Linked DNA regions of Mus musculus: all the other regions are linked to region 3. Evidence: chromatin loops called from intact Hi-C (ENCODE). Cell type or tissue: left cerebral cortex. All regions are shown on one strand.

The links. Hi-C counts contacts between places; a loop is a spot of excess contacts. Peaks named below come from ENCODE experiments on the same cell type or tissue, not always from the same donor. Only the 100,000 strongest peaks of a DNase experiment are listed, where the experiment ranks them.
Region 1: it touches region 3 in a loop (4-fold over the local background); 11 of 42 quality-filtered maps call a loop at or near these places.
Region 2: a loop joins it to region 3, with 4 times the contacts of the local background. A loop is called at or near these places in 9 of 42 quality-filtered maps.
Region 4: a loop joins it to region 3, with 3 times the contacts of the local background. A loop is called at or near these places in 10 of 42 quality-filtered maps.

Annotation. Positions count from the first base shown.
Region 1 is chr1:126,828,053-126,833,052 of GRCm38, reverse strand. Nckap5 (NCK-associated protein 5) reads left to right here and starts at 2,421. Exons shown (of 17, transcript NM_001081756.1): 1 at 2,421-2,736. In left cerebral cortex, no CTCF peak of the experiment used is centred here; DNase peaks (open chromatin) are centred at 2,266, 2,516 and 2,924; H3K4me3 peaks cover 1,070 bases.
Region 2 is chr1:126,815,300-126,820,299 of GRCm38, reverse strand. All of the region lies in intron 1 of Nckap5 (NCK-associated protein 5), which reads left to right. Among named protein-coding and RNA genes, the nearest start is that of Nckap5, 13 kb to the left of the region's middle. In left cerebral cortex, no CTCF peak of the experiment used is centred here; no DNase peak of the experiment used is centred here.
Region 3 is chr1:126,736,046-126,741,045 of GRCm38, reverse strand. All of the region lies in intron 1 of Nckap5 (NCK-associated protein 5), which reads left to right. Among named protein-coding and RNA genes, the nearest start is that of Nckap5, 92 kb to the left of the region's middle. In left cerebral cortex, no CTCF peak of the experiment used is centred here; a DNase peak (open chromatin) is centred at 2,962; H3K4me3 peaks cover 1,178 bases; H3K27ac peaks cover 1,131 bases.
Region 4 is chr1:126,927,950-126,932,949 of GRCm38, reverse strand. No RefSeq gene overlaps it. Among named protein-coding and RNA genes, the nearest start is that of Gm41945, 94 kb to the left of the region's middle. In left cerebral cortex, CTCF peaks have their summits at 1,007 and 3,092 (motif pointing left); DNase peaks (open chromatin) are centred at 1,021, 1,499, 2,176 and 3,078.

The sequences.
Region 1 (5,000 bases), 92 kb before region 3:
AGGCTTCAGGTCTTGGAGAGCACTCCAGGGGTTCCTGCTCTCTGAAGAGCTTGAGAGTTATTGGAATTCACAGTGGTGGGCCAGTGGTGTGTTTGGGTTTGGCAAAGTTAACCACAGTTAACTTTAAGTTAATTTGGAAAAAGAAGGTGGCTAGTTATGCAGTGGATCTTTCTGCCCATAGAATAACTAAGTGGGAGCTGACTGTATGGGGACAAAGACTCTCCGAACCTACCAGATGCAGTGCAGTGATGCATCCCACCAGGGTAAACTGCATACAACACATAGATCACCATCTTACCAATGACTGCGGGGATGGGGTGGCATTCTCCATCTTAGACCTCTGCCCACCTAGCAGCAATGCATTGAGTAAGGCAAAGGTATGGTAAGCACTTGTCATGCACGATGTTGTTGGCTCTTCCCTATGTTTTAAAATAGCAATCCTGTGTTTAACCTCATAGATGGCTACTGTTTCTCTCAGGTGTTGCTGCCTGTCTTCCAGTCCCAAAGCAAAGTGAAATCACAGGGCCCCTTGTTCAGTTAAGGAGACAAGAATGACAGGAGAAGAGCCTGGGAGACGGGTCATCAGGTAAAAGCCCTTGCCGAGCCTGATGAATCTGATCCTGGGACCCACACAGTGGGAGGAGGGAACTGGCATCCTCAAGTTGTCTTCCGACCTCTACGTGTACACACAATATGAACAAATAAATGTGATATAAGAATGATGTTAAAAGAGAGCACATTAACACACACACAAGCCCTTGCAGGGAACAGGGCTCTACAGGGCTATGAAGATTGCATATCCATGAGGCTGGCCCAGTCCTCTCTTTCAGCCTTCTCTTTAACTTCCCCGTGTGCTGGGTTTTGCCTCTGAGCAGTTCAACAAATCGTCCTGAACGATGCACACATACATCACCCTTCCTCATGTTCCGTCTTGTTGAGAACCACAGACAGTTTTATTAACATGAAGGAAAGGCAGAGTAATGAATGTATGTGTCAGTGTTTCCTGGCTCACATTTTCCATTGGAGAAGAATACTTGGGGTGCTTGCCTCGTTCTAGGTACCCCACTAAAGGCAGGTGCTCTGAAGGAGGGAGGTCATTAGGGCAACCCAGAAAGCCTGGGATTTTTTAATCTGTAAGCCCACTTGAGATATACCAATAAATCAGCCTCCTGGAAAATCAGCAGTCTAGAAAAAATGTGAAGGCTCTTCCATTTATCTCTTGTTTTATCTGACTTATGGTTTGCTTTGTTATTCTATTTTTTGAGACATTTATGCATAAGTGTTTGTTATCTACTGTTTAATGTCATAATCTGCCTAAGCTATCATTTTTTTGAGTAACATTTTTTGTATGTATATGTGAGAGAGAGTTCACACTCGCACTTGTGTGAGTATATGCATGCCCATATATATATGCATATATATATGCAGAGGCCAGAGAAGGAAGCTGGGAGCTCTCCTGTACCTCTTTCTGCTTTCATCTCGTGACATGGGGCAGCCAGCAAGCCCCAGCTACCCTCCTACTGAGATTAGAGGTGTACAGAACCACACACGGCTTTTTATGTGTCTTCTAAGGATTTGAACCCAGGTCCTATTGCTTGCCTAGCAAATGGTCTGACCCATCCAAGCGATCTCCTAGACTCTTCTTCACTTGTAATATTTTAAATTCTAATCAGGCTTATAAACACTGTGCGCTGATGATTATCTATTTGGATTCACGGAGAATTTATTTGAAGCTGGATCTAGCTGAGAGGTCACCAAGAAAGAAAGAACTTGAATAACTGTCTTTCACTCGGGAAAATATCTAGTGTGGGTTCTGGCTAATGAATGAGGGTGGAAAAGTGCTATGCATCTCAGGGGCTCTTTGAAAGTGAAAATTACTTGATTTAGCTTTTCAGGAAAACCAAATTATGCATATGTCCCTCCTGTAAGGCTGTACAAAATCAATGTTTGTAGAGAGCAGAACAGGGGCCGTAATAAGTCACCCCTTTCAGAAAGTACTCCCCTACCTGCAGGGATTCCCGCCCCCTTCGTTTTGGCTTTTTTTAGATGAATGAAGAATTTTCTCCACAAATTATTAATTATTCCATCTTGGCTATAGAACTCCGTTCCTTGTAGTTCAGTAGGAGTCAGTGCTATTCAAACTGCCGCTTTTGATGAAGTAATCGTCCGCTTCTGGGGCCTCTTTTCAGCTGCCCTGGGCGTGCGTCCCATGTAAACGACTGCCAAATAGATTCTTTCGACATTCCAGCCAATTAAAATACATTTAAAGTGCAGCTGGTGGAAAGGCAAGCCGGGCGATCCCGATCACGAGGAGAACTTCGGGGCAGTGAGATAGAAAAACAAACTTTGGGGCTCCCACGAGGCAGCGGAGAAGTCAGAAAAGGGAGCTAGCTACCTCTCACGCTACCCTCCAACCAGAGATGACACCTGGATCCCCACCTTAAAAGACACCAAGGAGGGAAGCCTGCTTGGGAGGGTGTGAGTTTTTCCTCTCTCTTGTTGCCTGTGGAAGCTGAGTGTTGGCTCGGTGCCCGGTGTGGTACTGCATTCAAACGCCCGCAGAACACAGGCGTGTTTGTTAAGCAAGCCAGTGATCAAAAACTCCTACAGGAAGATCCGAGAACCCCCCAGGAGCCCTCCTGGGTAGCACTAGGACTTTGGATGGAATGAGACAGAACCCCGGAGCAGGCTAACGGTGGCGGAGCAACCAGCTGGCCTGTCTGCTATGCCTTTTAGGTAAGGATAGAACTTTTCTTTGCTTCGCTTTTTGTCCCACTGCGTGTGGACTTTGATGTGGAGAATTAAGGTTACTGTGCTCAGCAGGAGCAGTGCAGTGGTCTGGACTTCTGATTTGCAGGTCTGCGTGATTTTTCTGGAGGACTCCGAGGAGGAGCCACTCAGTGTAAATACATCCAGGCATCGCTCAGCACGTGCAGGCTGCGTTGGCACTCACCATGGTGCCTTTGCGCGTGTGGCTCCCTGCTATTTTCTTCCGGTGCTTGCTTTGCGAGAATCCAGGTGTGTGGGGTTTCACAGTGAATTGCTTCCTCCTCGGAACCTGTAATTGCTGTCTAATGCCTGTTTGAGTTTTAGTTCCCATTTCTTGTCGCTGTTGTCTCCTTCCTGTGGTACCAGCGCCACACCTGTACAATCGAGCAAAGTTTACTTGGTTCTCTCTCTCTCTCTCTCTCTCTCTCTCTCTCTCTCTCTCTCTCTCTCTCTCTCTCTCTCTCTCTCTCTCTCTCCCCCTCCCTCCCTCCCTCCCTCCCTCCCTCCCTCCCTCCCTCCCTCCCTCCCTCCCTCCCTCGCTAATATCCAAACAAACCTAAGCATTTTGCTTTCCTAAAGAAAAGCCAAAATGTTTGGAAATGTCTTGGTAAATCTTGATTCTTTTTTCTGCTTCTGGAGTTGTTCCTTCACGGGCTTTCAGTTCAAGCTTTTCTTGGGCTTCAAGGAAACAGGTACAGCCCTGATATCTTGGCGCTGCTGTTCAGTCAGCTCCCAGCTCAGGGGTCCCAAGCTCCTGCCCAGTTCATACAGCTGAGAACACCAAGCAGATGTATAATTGAGCACTGGGCATCAATTCCTACCCACCAGTTGCCAGATGAAAGATGTTCAAGGATCTTGACTGTTTCCTATCTCTGGTTGTCATGGTTGGCTCATTCTGGCTTTGACTTTGTTCGCCGTGAACAAAGAATCTCGCACGTTTCACGGTGAGGGATTGTGTTGCAGAGACCTGAGCGCTGCTAAATGTGCTTTATTAATCTCTAACGTGCCAGTAGCTCAGAGCCCATGCCAAGTAGAGACTTTCCAAATTTTTTGGAGCTACCTGCTGCCAAGATAAACAGCGGTTGGCCCCAGGAGGGGTATTTTAAGGGATCTTGCAACAGCAAAGTTTTACCCATTAAGAGTGGCGAAAGTCAATGAAGGAAATACTGAATAGAAGAAGTTTCAGGGAAAAACCTGACTCAGCTCTCTACCCATTGAATGGACCCAGTGGAGAGAGTCCATCCTCTCATGAACAAAGGACTCTGGGTTTCCTGTGGGCAGGCAGTGACTTTGCTATATGTACACATAGAGCTCTGTTTATGATAGAGGTGAATGGAGACATTCGTGAACACAGATACTTTCCCTGCCTGTGGCAGTGCCAGAACTTGGAGGGAAAACACGGCTTCGTGTGACCTGTGCCTGTCCCATACAATGATTCCACCCTCCACCCCCAACAAACACACACAGAAGTCCATATGGACCCAAATGCAACTTTGTGTTGAATCATGGGAAGAAAGACCTTGGGCAATAGAATGGTAAGGTAATCTACGGCTCAGTTGGCAGGTCCCTGAGAGTGAATGGCTTCTCCAGACTCTGAGTTACTCACCAGAGCAGAATGAGGGGTACCATGCTGGTTCCTGGAAGGTGGGGAGAAAGCCATATATTCCTGGGAGACTCTGACTTTAGACATATATTCCATATGCAGGTACATCTTTTTTTTAAAAAAATAATACTTGTATTATTTATTGAGTACCCCATACAGGCATAGAGTGAACCCCTGCTCCCTCTCTTAGGATCCTTTCAGATTCACCCTTATGCCCTGTCTCTCCTCCCAAAAACACATATCTTTTTTTTTTTTTTTTTGACACGGTTTCTCTGTTATCCGGGAACTCACTCTATAGACAAGGCTGGCCTTGGACTTAGAGATCTGCCTGCCTCTGCTCCCTCTGCCCCCGAGTGCTTGGATTAAAGGTGTGCACCACCACTACCCGGCTCACACCCACTTTAGAAAAAGAGATTCTATTTATTTTTATGTATATAACCCTGTTTTGTCTGCATGTAGTATGTGCACCACATATATGCCAGGGCCAACAGAGGTCAGAAGAAGGCTTCAGATCCCCTGGAACTGGAGTTGGATCGTTGTGGGTGCTGGGAATAGAATCTGGGCCATCTACAAAAGTGAGTTCTTAGCTACTAGTGTTCTAAGTCACTGGGCCACTGCTCTAGCCCCC
Region 2 (5,000 bases), 79 kb before region 3:
AAGAATGCCCTGCTGGCTGGCCAGCAAAACACAGGGAACTTCTTGCCTCTACAAACCACTGTGCCCAGCTTTTTTACACTGATTGTGAGGATCCAAACTTAGTCCCTCATGCTTGTACGGTAGCCTCTTTGCCCACAGAGCCATCACCAATCCCATGGTGTTTGGGTATTCAGACAAGCATCTTCTTTTGTTTTATTGCACCCACCTAAATCTGCCAGACCTCCCCGCTTCATAGCCCTTTCTCACACTTAATTTAAGAGATTGTCCTAACAGGATATCCCCAAGCACACCCCAGAACAGCCTGTATAAACACTACTTGTAGCGAGCACGAGGAATGGCCCCCAGGGCTCCAAAGAGACATGCTTTAATTAAGTTACATTTCTGACTTTAATTATTGTCTAGACTAGGATGTTTACAAGCCTATAGATGCTTAGAGAGACAGCCGCTCAGCTTTTCTTTATCTAGGAGGAATCCACACAGAGGTGCTGAGAACTCAAAGGCCTGTATGCCATGGTGCAGGTCTCCATGATGAAGAGCAGTGTGTACAATTGCTGCTTTGAAACGGACAGAGATGTGCTCTCCCCCTTGTTGCATAGGGAAGGTTACCACAAGGAGAAAGGGTGCATAACACATGTGCACACACTCACATGTACATACACACATGTGCAACATACATGCACATGTGCATATACAGAGAAATACAAATTCATATATGCTCTTATATGTGGATGTAAACATACACATACACCCATACAGGAACATGCATGCACACACGTATACACTCACATATGCACACACATGCATATGCAAAGATGTATATATACACACATGGAAACACCATTTAGCTGAAAGTTATGATATATTCTTCAGGGTCTTTGACTTCTTTTCATCAACTCTGATTTCGAACACTTGAGTGTATATATATTTTTTAATGTACAAAGTCTTAATAGTGATGTTTCTAGAAACAGTGGGAAACACCACAAGTTCTATGAAGAGGAGTAAAAATTAAATATATAGGATCCCTTCTACAGCTGGATACACTCAGGTATTGAGAGCCTCATTGTCTTGCTTTCATGGAGAAGATATAAGAACAACAAAGAAAAACTAGAAACAAAAATGATATAGGAAAATGTTATAGGAAGAATCTTTGATTTGTACAGGAAATTCATTTATTGATTCATCTATTATTTATTCACAAATAAGGATTAGTCAGAAATGCAGGTTAATGCCAGTGAGATGGCTGAGCAGGTGATAGCCCTCACCTGAGATTGACCCCCTAGGCCCACCTCATAGAAGGAGAGTAATGGCTCCTGCACATTGTCTTCTAGCTTCCACATGTGTACCACTGTTCACACACATACACACACACACACACACATACACACACACACACACACACACATGCAGGAGTGCATGCGCACAGTTGCACGTATGTATGTGTACGCACACTAAATTCACAACAGAAATGAAATTCAGACAAGAAGCTGGTAGGAAGGTTGGGAGGGCAAGGCCATCCTTCTCATCTCAAGTCACCATGACTGAGGCTGTGAGCTGCCTGTCATATACAGGTTACGGGAAAACAAACACACGCCCAAACAGCACTTCTTTTTTTTGAGAACTTTACACTCTATTTTAAATATACCCTTTGTGAAGACCAACCTATGCCAGAGACTAAGCATGGGTCTTGTTGTGACGGTTGCTGTATTATGGCAGAAACCGTGGAGTCTCCTGGCAATGGCCTATCTTTGAAACTCAATATTTACTACTAAGTGGTCCTTCCAGGGATGGGAGAATGAGCAACTTCTGGGAGAAGCAGATCTAGTCTCTGAAGCAGTGTGGATAGCTTCTGTCTTTGAGTAAAGGTGTAGAGAGCCCAGGGCATGCTAGCCACTGCAGAGTTCTGCTGTAGATACCAAGTGTGACTCTTTCTGTTCCCAGGTCTCTAGGTGGATGAGTTCAGATTCACAAATAGAAGTGTATGGCTAAGCCTGAGGGATGGGCCGTGTGCCCTGCCATACCCATTGAGGAATCCCTACAAAGATCAGGGTAGGTGGATGATGGTGGTGCCTATTTCCAGCCAGCAAGCTCACCACACACTCTGCTATTCCAATTGCTTGCTTTGTCTTCGTGACTCAGAGCCAAATTGGCTTCATCTGATCTTTTGTGTTCTTAATATTCAACATGCCCTGTCTCCTGGGATTATAGTCTCCAGTTTTCAGAAACCATGGTTTATATGCAGCTACTTCGCAGCTTCTGATGAACCTTAAATATGGGTTTACAGCATGTGTTTTTAAATTGCACATGATTGCCTGAGGTGCCCCAGGGATGGCTATCAGTTCTGCACTTCCCACGTGTGGGTTCTGCACTGCTGGTTTCAAACCTTAAGTGCGGTTTCCCTTCTCACGGGCTGGGGATGTCCCAGAAGGGGCGGGGCTTGCTCTCTTTGCCTTTAAGCTGACTCAGATGAAGGGTGGGGTAGGTGGAGCTCAATGGACTCCGTTATGCCAGGCGCAGCCTGGCCTGGTCATGTCATTAGCCTTGCCCCAACACATCTGTCAACACTGCCTTTGTCTGGAGCCTCCCAGCTGCTTAAATTAGTTTTTCTTAGAGCTCGTCTTATCCATCAAGATCCCATGGAGTTTTGGGTTCTTTCCCTTGTTTATCACCAGAGGCCAGAACCGGTTGTCTTTTCTGAGTTACTAACCTCCAGAGGGATGGATGGAATCTCCCAAATAGTTGAGCTCTGACTCAGTGCTGTGTGCTCCTTCAGCCAGCTCCCTCCCACTTTCCCTGGCTTACAGAGCACCCAGGTTGCTGTACACAGCAAAAGTCTCACTGCACTGCCCATTTGGGGGCAGAGAATAGGGTTCTGGATTTCATACAAACAGAAAAAGGGAAGCAAAACTGTCTAGAGGAACGAAAGCGACTAAGGGACAGAGGATAGGCAAAATGTATAACATATATGAAAAAGCTCTTTCTTTAGCATGCTGCCATATACCATCGATTGGTGTATATAATTAAAACACACAGAAAGAGACAGAGAGAGCATCAGTTTGTTGAGCCCTGCCTTTGGTTCTCATGTGTGGATCCACTGGCTGTAATATGTCTTGAGGTTTCTGACTATGTGGGTTTCCATCATTTGTATTTGAAAAGTACATGCTATTTCCCTAAGGGGCTGGAGGAGAGATGGCTCTAGTTGGTGCAAGTGAAGGAGCACGCTTACCGTATTGCTAACTGTTTGCAATGGTGGGAGGCTATGGGGCTTTGCTCAGTATCTTTCACTGAATGAAAAAATCCACTATGTTTCCTCTCGATTTCTTATTTGTTTTTGTTTTGTACATGTGTGTCTGAGTGTGTATATGTGCACCACATGTTGGCAGGTTCCTATAGGATCCACAAGAGAGTCAAATCCCCTGGAACTGGAGTTACAGGTGGTTGTGAGCTGCCGAGTGTGGATTCTAGGAACTGAAGAAAGGTTCTGTGGAAGACTAGTAGGCTTTCTTAACCACTGAGCCATCATGCCAGCCACAGATAATCAACATGACATGTTAGGTTAAGAGTTTGCTTTGATTATCAGTTTGACATGATCTAGAATCACTTAATAGGCTAACCTCTGGGTGTGTCTATGTGAGGAAGTTTCTGCATCGGCTAAGTGAGTTGAATGAAAAGATCCACCTTCAATAGGGGCAGGACCATCCCATGGGCTGAGATCCTGAAGTAGATGAGACAGAGAGTGAGCTGAGCACAGCATTCATTTCTTGCTGCTTCCTGACAGCCAGAGCAACATGACTGGCTGTCTCATACTCCATGTAAGAGACTCTTACCTCAATCTGTGAGCCAGGGGGTGGGGCGGGGTGGGGGCATCTTCCCTACGTTGTTTTTGTCAGGTATTGTCGTCATAACAACGACAAAAAATAACTAATGCAGTTAATGGCTGGCCAATGTGTGTCACCATCCACCTCCTCCCACTCCCCAATAGCATACATACAACCCTGGGGCAACAACCTTGCTGCTACTTATTGTAGGTCATAGAGGGAGAAGGGGGATGGCAAGGGCCACAATGCCTTGCGTTGTGCCATGTCTAGGCAAACAGAGTTGCTTTGTGATGGTGAAGGTGGCGATGGGAGAAGCGGGTGGGGGAAGCATCTTTCTTAGGATCCTAATCCAAGGAAGGATATCTCTAATTGTGAAGTTTTCAATACAATTCTTTTCTTTAAGAGTCCAGCTGACAGTGGGACTCCTATACTCGGTACATTGTTGGTTAATAATAAGCCTTTGCTCCATTAAGACAAGGGTCTATACATGTTATCTCTGCCTGAAAGAGGAAACTCTGACATAGGAGTGTGTCCAAAGAGAGAACTGTGCGACTTTATGGGTTGTTTGTTTTTAAATGATATTTTAGGGCTTGGTAGTTTTCTCTCTCCAGCACACTAGGAAAGTCTCCTCCTTTTCATTTTGTAGTCTTGCTGCATGAGACTTTTGTTTTGTTTGAGGCAGGGTCTCATATACCTAGGCTGGTCTCAAAGTCACTGAAGAGCCGAGGACAATCTTGACCTTCTGATCCTTCTGCTTCCACTTCTCAGGTGCTATGGGTCTAGTCTACCATACCTGCCTTACACAGCACTAGCAATGTGCTACATGTGTTATTGAAGCAGGTTTCCCATAGTACACCTCCAGTGTGGTAACATAACAGTAGCCACTGCATTTCTGCTTTTTGGTTGGTAGATGCTGTGAATACTTCTTGAATCTCTATATCATGTCAGTTAGCAGAAGAGGCAGCTGAAAGTCAGAACTTTAAATGGCCCATACAAGGCCAGAGAGATCAGCAGGGTGAGCCAGGATCGAAACTTAGATTGGCTCCAATGTTGATCCATAGCAGAGCTCTACAGTCCACCTTTCAGTATGATTTCCAGTCCTGTTACGATACATTCTGTGATTGAACAAGGAGAAGACCATACATTAAAGCCTTTGAAAGTTATAAGCATTAATATTCAACCTGA
Region 3 (5,000 bases):
CAAACTCGGGTCTTCACAGTTCCACGTCAAGAGTTTTGACCCACAAAACCTCTTCCCCGGTCTGCCTGTCCAGTCTTTACTGATCATCTGAATGTCAGACACTTGGTAAAGAAACAGCAAAGTTATCTTGAGATGCAGTCTAGAAATTGTACCATAGTTAAAAGTTTTTTACTCTTATTTATTGATTGATTTATTGATTGATTGATTAATTGGTTGGTTGGTGGTTGAATTGTGTGTGTGCATGAATGCATGTGCACATGTATGTACATGCACACACTCATACTAGGGCCCATGTGTGGAGATCAGAGGACAACTTGCCAGAGTCAGTTCTCATGCTTTTAACTATGTCAATCCTGGAGATGGAGTTTAGGTTGTCGGGAGCTTGGTGGCAAACATTGTTACCTGTTGATCTCTCTTCAGCCCTTGAGATTTTATATTACCATCTCAAACGCTAAAATAAGAAGAGGTTATAATGACATAAAAAAAATCCTTCATAACGACACAAATGGAAATGATCATCGGGTGGAGGAGGTCACACTATACACATAGGAGTGAAAATTCTCCTCCTTCACTTCCCACGAGCGAGTATCCATTGCTAACAATGGGCATTGTTCCTTGAGTCTGGTACCAAATTCTCTGCTGCTCTCTTCCATGCTCACTCCCCAGCATCAGCGGCCTCTGCCCCTGGAGCACAGTTTCCTTAGTTTGTTTCTTCCCCCATTCTTGATCACACAACCTATTTCTATCTCATCAGGCTGCAAATGACAACGCAGAGAACATGCTTATGTTCACATCGTACTTTACTTTGTGAGCATATTTAAAGGTTCACTATGGAAAAGTAGCATTGGTGGTTTCACGAGTTTATGTTCTTTTTAAACTGTTTTACAATTTAATTAATTAATTAACTTGGTAATGAGGTGCAATATAGTCCAGACAGGCCTCAACTCACTAAGTAGCCAGAGACATGAACTTGGACTTCTGAGTCCCGTGCCTCTACTTCCAAAGGACTAGAATCATGGACGTTCACCAGTAGACTAGTTTGAAGTGCTGGAGATCAAGACCAGCACTACATGCATATGAGGTAAGCGCTCTACCAACTGAACTATATCCCAGCTCTTTGTAGGTAATTTTACCTGCTAACATAGTATTAAAAATCCACTAGAGACAGATGAAACATGTTATTGTTGGTTGTTATATCAAAGTGGCGTATTTGAGGGTCTCGAGATCATATCAAATCAATAGTCAGTTGCTATTCTTGGAGAAAATAATTTTCAGAAGTATGATGAGCATGGCTGGAAGCAGAGAGCTAGATGTGAATCATTGTTTTCCAAGGCAGGGAGACTGCTCAGTCTAAACATAGACCCCCAGCCCCAGGGATCTGCTGCCCTCCTTCCTGTCTCCACCCTTAGGGACCTCCCCTCTGCATTCTGTCCAGGATTCCCTATAGCCGTGACCCGGACATAAACAAATAAACAGCACTTACCAGACAACTGCTGCTCTTAATGACTTTCAAAGTGGGCTGGGGAGACACGCATGCAGATGGAAAAAAAAACCCTAAAAATACAAGTCAGTGTATTAAAAGCATCCAATACATATAAATAGCAAGCCTCATTGCAACAGGCCAAGGGAGGGAGGGAGGGAGGCTGGGCACTCAGGCTTCATGGAAGGGACTCTATCTCTAGGTGGAGGCTGGGGGTGGCATAAAGCAACTACAAAAGTCCTAAGAACCAGCTGAGGGAAGAGGTAGACGGGAGGGGGAAACACAGGGCAGGGAAGCCTCACTTTTATTTTGATGGTTGAAAGGGAGTGGAATTTACAGGTTTGTTGTGACATGTGACCACTATTCAACTTCATTTTATTTCTATCTTACTGCATAAAGTTGTGTGTGTGTGTGTGTGTGTGTGTGTGTGAGTGTGCTTGCATGCAGGCACATGTGTGCATGCACTCACGTGCAGGAGTGAACATGTCACCACCCTCAGAGGACAATTTTGTAGAGTCAGAAGTCGCCAGGCTTGAGGGGCAAGTGCCCTTCCTCCCGTGCTGAGCTACCTTGCTGACCCACTTTACTTTTTGTTTTATTTGACCTTTAAACTTTATTTTCTTTATATTACTTTTAAATTTCATTTAAATGTTGAGCTTTAATTGTGTTATATTTAGCTTTTAAAACTGTATTTTATTTATGATAGTGAAAATACGCATTCACTTCCCATTACAAGATCGATAATCACAGAAACCCTTCCAGCATTCTGCCCAGGAAACAAAAACAAATTGCGTTTTTGGGGGTTTTGTTTTTGTTTTTGTTTTGTTTTTGCAAACGCATACAGAATTTTGCCTTCAGATTTCTGAGGGCCCTTCCTTTTAAAATTCCAAGTTGGGAAACTTTCGTCTCAGAGTTTATCATAGAAAGTTGCAAATCAAGACACTCTGCCTGAAACCAGGTACGGAGCTCAAGGTAAGAGTTGCAAAGAAACTCTAGATGTGGCTAATCCCCGCGTACTTGTGAATCAACCAGCGGCCGCAGAGGTGGAGCAGGTGGCCGCCTTGCCTAGTGCCTCAAACTGTCCCCAAGCGCCTGTTTCTGCAGCCTATTCAGTGTCATCCGCTGGAGAGAGGATCCTCTCACTTTTTCAGAGCAGAGAAAAGCCACGCTGGGCCAACTTGACTCCATGGGGGTCACTCCATGCACGCATCACTGGAATCCGTTCCCAGACGACAGATTCATTGCAGAAGAGATCCTTTTGCCTCCCCACCCCCTCCTTTCTTTTTGACAGTCAGTTAATAAAGACTCAACAGTAAGCAGCTCCCAGTGATGTCATCTGGGACTTTGTCCACAGCGCCTGTATTTACAAGCTCGCAGCAACCACAGAGCCGCAGCCCGCGGCTTCCAGGTCTCTGCAAACTCGCCCTGGATCCCAGGCTGGACCGCTGGCTCCGTGTGGCAGATCTTCAAGAAAACCCAGACTCCTTCTTCCAAGTGTGTTTTTGAATGCTTCGCAAGTAACCAGGATCGGCAGGAGCACAGCGCTGGAGAGAAACTGTGGGAGCTTTGCAGTTCCTGGCTCCGGGACCTTGTGATTTCCATTCACCAAAGGAAAGAACTCACTCCAAGTAAGACTCCTGGGATTTAACAAAAACAAACAAGCAAAACAAAACAAAACAAACAAAGCAAAGATCTTGTAACCCTTTCCCTCTGATGTTTCTCGCTTGCTTTCCGTTTAAAAGGAGATGCTGTTTATGTATTACTGCAGGCTCTCTTGAAGCCACAAGTATGCATTTGTTCAGAGTAATTATAGCCCTCTCAACTCAGGGTTTGGTGGGGAAGGAAGCTAGCTGCTAACAGGACTGGGAATTCAGAAGCCGGTACCCCTGCTCCTAAACTACCCCTGCTCCTAAACTAATCCTCCGCTTTTGCAGTGGGTGGGTAGTGGGCGGTTTGCTGTTTTCTGTTTTAAAACAAATGCCAGCAAAATAGTTAGGTCGACCTTGGAAGGTTGGAAGGAAATTCTAAGACTTTAAAAAACTGAATGTAAGTGTGTTCTTGGAGAGAGACACCTGCTTCCTCTAGGACTCTTTTTGTGGGTTATAGATTTTAATGTGAGCATGCTGGTTTTCAGTTCATCCCATGCAACTGTAACTTCCCCTTAGTAATAGTCTCCTCTCTCTCTCTCTCTCTCTCTCTCTCCTCTGGCAACTTTTCTTTCCTCTTCTTTTTTTTCCCTGCCTTCTTTTTTCTCCCTTTCTCTTCTGTTTCTCCTTGTTCCCCTTCCCCCCCACTTCATTCATTTTCCACCACCTCAGTACTGGAAACTACTCTGGAACTCATTTCTGGCTATCCTGGCCCCTTCCCCTAGTGTTCCATGGAGAAACGGTGGGTGCTCTGATGGACTCACTGAGTGAGCATGCCCAGTTCATGTCCCACTGTCAAAGTATAACTTGGACACCACTGTCCGTGGCAGTATCTTTGCCTCATCTTTCTTTCTCCTCAAAGCTCTTTAAACTTTTCAGACATTCTCTGGGGTTTCAGCAGAGAGAGTGTATAGGATGCTGCCAATCCAGGCAGGGTTTCCCTCCTAACTCAGCCTGCAAGGGGCACACAGCTCAGTAACCAATCTCGCCTGGAAGTTCTGCTTAGGTGTCCTGTGAACTTGCCTCGCAGGGGTTTCCTGCTCTGTACTTGCAGCTCAGACTCTTGCTCCTAGCAAATCTCAGCTGACTGATGCCCTCCACCCTCCGCCCCTGACAGCTCAGGACTGACTGGCAAGAAGTGGCTCTTGGCTTGTTAGCTCCTGCAGGAGAACCCCATGACTCATTCTGTGAGACTGACTTTCTCCTGAATTCAGGTGCTCTGTCAGCACCCCCAGGAGCCTGTGAAGTGACAGCCTTCATGTCTTTCCTCTGGGCAGTCAATAGGGAAAGGTCTTAGCAATCTTTGGCTGTTTTCTATGGAATCCTACCCACCTCCTGCCTTCTTAGCAGCTCCCAGGTTCTCCATCAGACCATGCTCAGCTTGTATGTATTATGACCCTGTATTCTTTGTAGAACTGTGTTTACATCAAAGAATCTGCTACTAAACATTGTTCAATACCTGATCTTCTCCCCTTAATGAGGCTAGGTTTCATATAGCCTTGAACACCACATGTAGCCAAGGCTGGCCTTGAATTTCTGATCCTTCTACCTTCACCCCCTCCACCCTCAAATTGTAGACATGTACCATCAGGCTAGACTTATGAGGTACAGGAGATTGAACCAGAGCTTCCTGAATGCTAGGCAACTACTCTACCAACCAAACTACATTCAGCTCCAGAAGAAAACTGTGGCATAAGAAATCACTTGCCCAAAGGCCTCCAACAGAGCTCTGCTGGAGAATGTACTAGAATCTGAATCCCACACTTAGTCTGGCATGCATACTAGCATGTCACTTTTCAAGTTCTTGACAATTAGAACAGAAACAAGATCCACAGGTGTACGGTACCCGTGCCTTCTTGGAGGAACGGGGCTCT
Region 4 (5,000 bases), 190 kb before region 3:
CATTTGATCAAAAGCTCAAATAAAAAAAGAGAGTGGATTGTGCCCATGCCGTGGGCACAGATCAGACCCATGCCAAGGCTCCCTAGACTTCAGCTCTCCACAGTGGTACCAAGCCCCTCCCCCATATCCTCAAGCATATGACTGTTTTATTAGGCAGTGAGTGCAGCCGACAGTCTACTGAATGCATGACAGTTATCATCCTGAATCTCCTTGAGGGACTCTGAGCTCAGGACAGTATGAGAAGCCACAGCCAGCTAGTGGGGGGGAGTGATGCTAGCAAGGGGCTGTGCTTTTATGTCCTGGCTCTTCTTCTGATGATGCCAGACTTCACAGTGTTTCTGCAAAGTGGGCTTCTCTCCTCTCTCTCTCTCTCTCTCTCTCTCTCTCTCTCTCTCTCTCTCTCTCTCTCTCTCTCCCTCTCTCCCTCTCTCCCCTCTCTCCCCCTCTCCCCCTCTCTCCCTCTCTCCCTCTCTCCCTCTCCCCTCTCTCCCTCTCTCCCTCTCTCCCTCTCTCCCTCTCTCCCTCTCTCCCTCTCTCCCTCCCCCTCTCCCCCTTTCTGTTGCACATGTAAGCATGTGCATGTGGAAGTCAGAGGTCAATCCGAGCTATTTCTCAAGTACCATTCACCTTGCTGTTATGAGACAGGATCTCTTGTTGTTTGGCTTGGAGCTCACCAAGTAGGCTAGGTTGGATATGCCTATTTCCTTTTCTCCAGTTCTAGGATAACAGGCACATGCCATCATGCCTGATATTTTCGTATGACATTCCTGGTATGGAATTTGGATTCTCAGGCTTGCAAAGCAGGTACTTCACCAACTGTGCCATCTCCTGAGCCACGTTCTTCATTAGTCACGTAAGGTCTGGCTCTGTATCTCAGGCTCAGCTTGAATTCTGGGCTCTCCCTCCTTAGCAGCGGCATTTCAGTGTGAGCAATTGTCAGAGCTGCTTCTGTTTGTCTAGGTGAGCTGCAGATCAGGGTTGAAGCTACTAATTCTGGGCTCCTGCTCCACCCACTGCTGCAGCTAGATGGCGCTGCATCCATAGTTTTAGGCATGCGGTCATGGGTTTTTGGAGCATAGCTCACAAAACACACAGAAAGGAAGTTTCTTCCTGGGATTTCTTGGTGTGAAAAGCTACCTCCCAGGATTAAATTCGAGACTTATAGGAGCTGTGGGTGCATGGCACAATTTAAACATTCCTGTGTTTTCTTAATTCCCAGTAAGATGATTAGGCTGCAAGCAGAAATGTGATGAAATTCCACCAAAAAAAAAAAAAAAAAAAAAAAAGAGAGAGAGAGAGAGAGAGAGTGCAGATGTTGTGTCAGCAATCCCCCCTCCTCCTTTCTCCTGTCTTTCAATCCTGAAATGTAATCTTGCCACCTGGGCAAATGGAAATAGTATTTTATTTATTTTATTTATTTTAAAAACCTGGTGAGTAACATCTCCGGGACTATGCGGATGTCCAAATAGCTGAGAGGAAGTGAACAAGTCCAGATGCTTTATCTTCTTGGATACAGAGGTTTAACTCAGAAAGGGCACCCGTGGCCTGTGAAACAGTGCAGCGTATCTGTTAAAACGGTTTTACATATAGACGTGGGGCTGGGAAGATGGCTCAGTGGGGAAGGGGGCTTGCTGTCAAGCCAGAGGAACTGACGGATCTAAATCCAATCCCGAGACCCTACGTAGGTGCTGGAAAGAGAACTGATTTTCCCAAGCTATGTTTGACCCCCATCTGAGAGCCAAGCATGTGTGTGCCCCCCCTCCAATAACTAAATGAACGAACGTTCTTTTAGGAGAAGAACACACTGAATACATTGAGATATACAACTAATGTCTGCTAGCACACGTTTTAAAAATAAGATACACAGTTAAGATATACACGTTGTTTTTATATTTATGCTATAGATTTTGCAATTTTCAATGATAACCAGATAACACTGTGCTTAAAGGGTCAGACTATAATGAGAAAATTTGAGGAGGGAGGGGAGTAGAAAAGAATGAATATGAAACGCAAGAGAGCCTCCGAATGAATGACGCTTTGGAGCAGAGAAACGAGAAGGCCGATGGGTTTGGAATGTCCTGCACTTGAGATCTTGCAGTGTTAAACGAGACAGAAGGCAGCACCCACACAGGCGTTTGGTAACACGTAGGAGGCTAACGTCAAACTAACTTAAAGCCCAGTGCAGCAAGCCCGTGGCTGGTCGGCTGGGTGTTGTCTCAATTAAAAAGATTTCAAGTTCCATAAAAAGAGCCAAGGCAGGTTTTGGTGATGCCTATGCAGATAACATTTGGCGGAACTTTGGTGTGGGGAGAGATGTGGTCCCTCCACACAGCGGCGATGAAGGGAAGAGCAGAGACAATAGTATTTCCTCCTCAATGTTGTAGGTAGGTAGATTCTGCCGTGAATCTGACCTGTGGAAGAGAACCATCTTTTCTTTGGGGTGTCGATATGGCTTTGGAGTAGGAGCACTGTTCATCTGGAGTGGGAGCACTGTTCATCTTGCGGACAGTTTTCTTGTCTCACCTGACAGCCTAGCCTCTCATGGTAGCAGCTGAGTACCTAGAATGTAGGATCACTAACTTAAAAGGAGTTGCTAGTTATCCATGGACTCACTGTGAAAAGAGATTTTTCTAGGGCTGGCTAAGAGTGAGTACCACTGTTGCAAAGGACTAGGGTTCTGTTCCCAGCATCCATGTCAGGTGGCTCACAAATATCTGTAAGCCCAGCTGGAGGCAATCTGATGCCCTCTTCTGAATTCCATGAGTACCTATGCACACAGAGAAGGGAAGAGAGAGAGAGCAAGAGAGAGAGTGAGCGAGAGAGAATATGAATACACATGCACATAAAAACAAAACAAACCTTTTAAAATAGGAATTTTTTTCTTCAGAAAGAAGATAGAGCATCTTTTCTCTCCACCACATCCTCCTTTGTAGGGTTTCAATTTAGCGTTTTCACACTATCGATGACCAGATATTGACACATGCTCATCACTGGAATCGGAAGATCAGATGGGAGCCAACAGAGAATTACAGGGTCCTTTCAACTAATTACAAAACCATAGAGCTCTGCCCTCTGCTGGCTGTCTTTGGAATAGAAATGACAGTATGATCATAAAGGTGCATGAAGAGGAACCCTGTCTGTAGCCATCACTTTGTTCAAAGGCAGCTTTAGAAGGTTCAGGGGCTCACAGTGTTAAGGGGTACAGTCTGTTACAGAAGGACTGCATGGCAGCAGGAACATAGGGCAGGTGGTCACATTGTTTCCAGTCGGGAAATACAGCAGATGAGCACCCCTGCACTGCTTTCCTTCTCTCTGTAATTCGGTCCAGGACCTCAGTTCATGGCATGGTGCCACCCATATTTAACATGAGCCCTCTCATCTCGATTGATTGAATCAAATAATCCCTTCACAGACAGCATGGAGCTTGCATCTTCAGCTACTCTGGAGTGTCTCAAGCTGAGAATTAATATTGATCACCACACTTCTTTATGGCAGATATTAGCAACAGCACCATTTAAATGTTGTCTCCCCACGGCCACAGGGAAATCCACCTTTCAGTACTGGATCAGATGCATTTTTATGGAATTTACAATCATAACTTTACAAATCTAGTTTATCAAGCATTTATGAACCAGGTGCTGTTTGAGACTATCTGCTTCTACTGTAGAGCAATAACTATTTGAAGATCCCTGGATACCAATACCTTATTACTATATATTTATTTCCCCGTGCGTGCATGTGTGTGTGTGTGTACATGTTTATGTGTGCATATGTGTATGTGTGTGCATGTGTGTGTGTGTGTGTGTGTGTGCGTGTGTATTCTGTTTGTGTAGGCAGGGTCCATATAAACTAAGGCATGCATGTGGAGGTCAGAGGACAACCTGAACCCTCTAACTTGTCTGAGACAGGGTCTCTTTCTCCACTGCTGTCAGTGGCCGTCTAGGCCTGAAGGCTTCTAGAGACTCTCCTCTCCCTCTCTGCCTCTCATATCTATGCAGTCATGCTGGGATTACAGATATCCTCAACTCCACTTGGCTTTAAGTAGGTTCTAGGGATCCAAACTCAGGTCTATGTGCTTCTGCCACAAACAGTTCCCACAGAGCCACCTTCCAAACCCTTTCCCCATTTTAGATATTGAGATAATTAACCAAACCAATGTTGATAGAAGCATGAATGTGAAATTTAAAACAAGGTTTATGTGGGTGCTTATTAAAGACCTCCAGTTTTTCATTGCCAAACAACTGTGCCCATTTCTGCTTAATGTTTGCTACAGTTCCCGGGGCTGCAGATGGGTTTTAACGGCCTCCTGGGTGCTGTTTGGGGTCTCTCTCTTGAAGCTGTAGGTGCCCATGGGAATACTTGGAGGTGGTGGAGGCACCGTCGGCTGTTGCTTTGAAAGTGACTGCTGCTGGATTTTAAGTATTCTAATTAATTCCAGTTTTTAATCATGCAGGCTCTTCGGGGTTTCTAAAGGCAAGGGCACTGGTTTGGAAAAAGAAAAGCCAGTTGCCAGCTGCTCATGTCTGTGTGGATTTCCGTTTTCCTTCTCTGAGTCAAGTGCTCACGTTTGCAGGAAGTGCCAGGGAGGGATTTGGCTCCTGCCCCACAGAAGGAAGGGTTATCAAGTGTGTGCTAGAGTCTGAGGTCAGCTACCAAAGACTAACAGATTCGTGCAATCTAGAAGCAGGGTGTAGGTGTTTGGAGCAAAGGGCTCGGTGGCTAAGGGTCCTTGCTGCTTTTGCAGAGGATCAGGGTTCAGTTCTGAGAACCCACATTGGAGCAGCTCACAATCATTTCTAACTCCATTTGCAGAGGACCCAAATACCCTCTTCTGGACTCTGAGGGTGCATGTGTGTCCATTGTGCACATGCAGACAAGCAGGAACACACATGCACACAAAATGCAACAAACCATAATAATAATAATAATAATAATAATAATAATAATAATAATAATAAAGCAGGGTAATGTTGGGGCCTAAAATAGAATCAGTAAAGAGT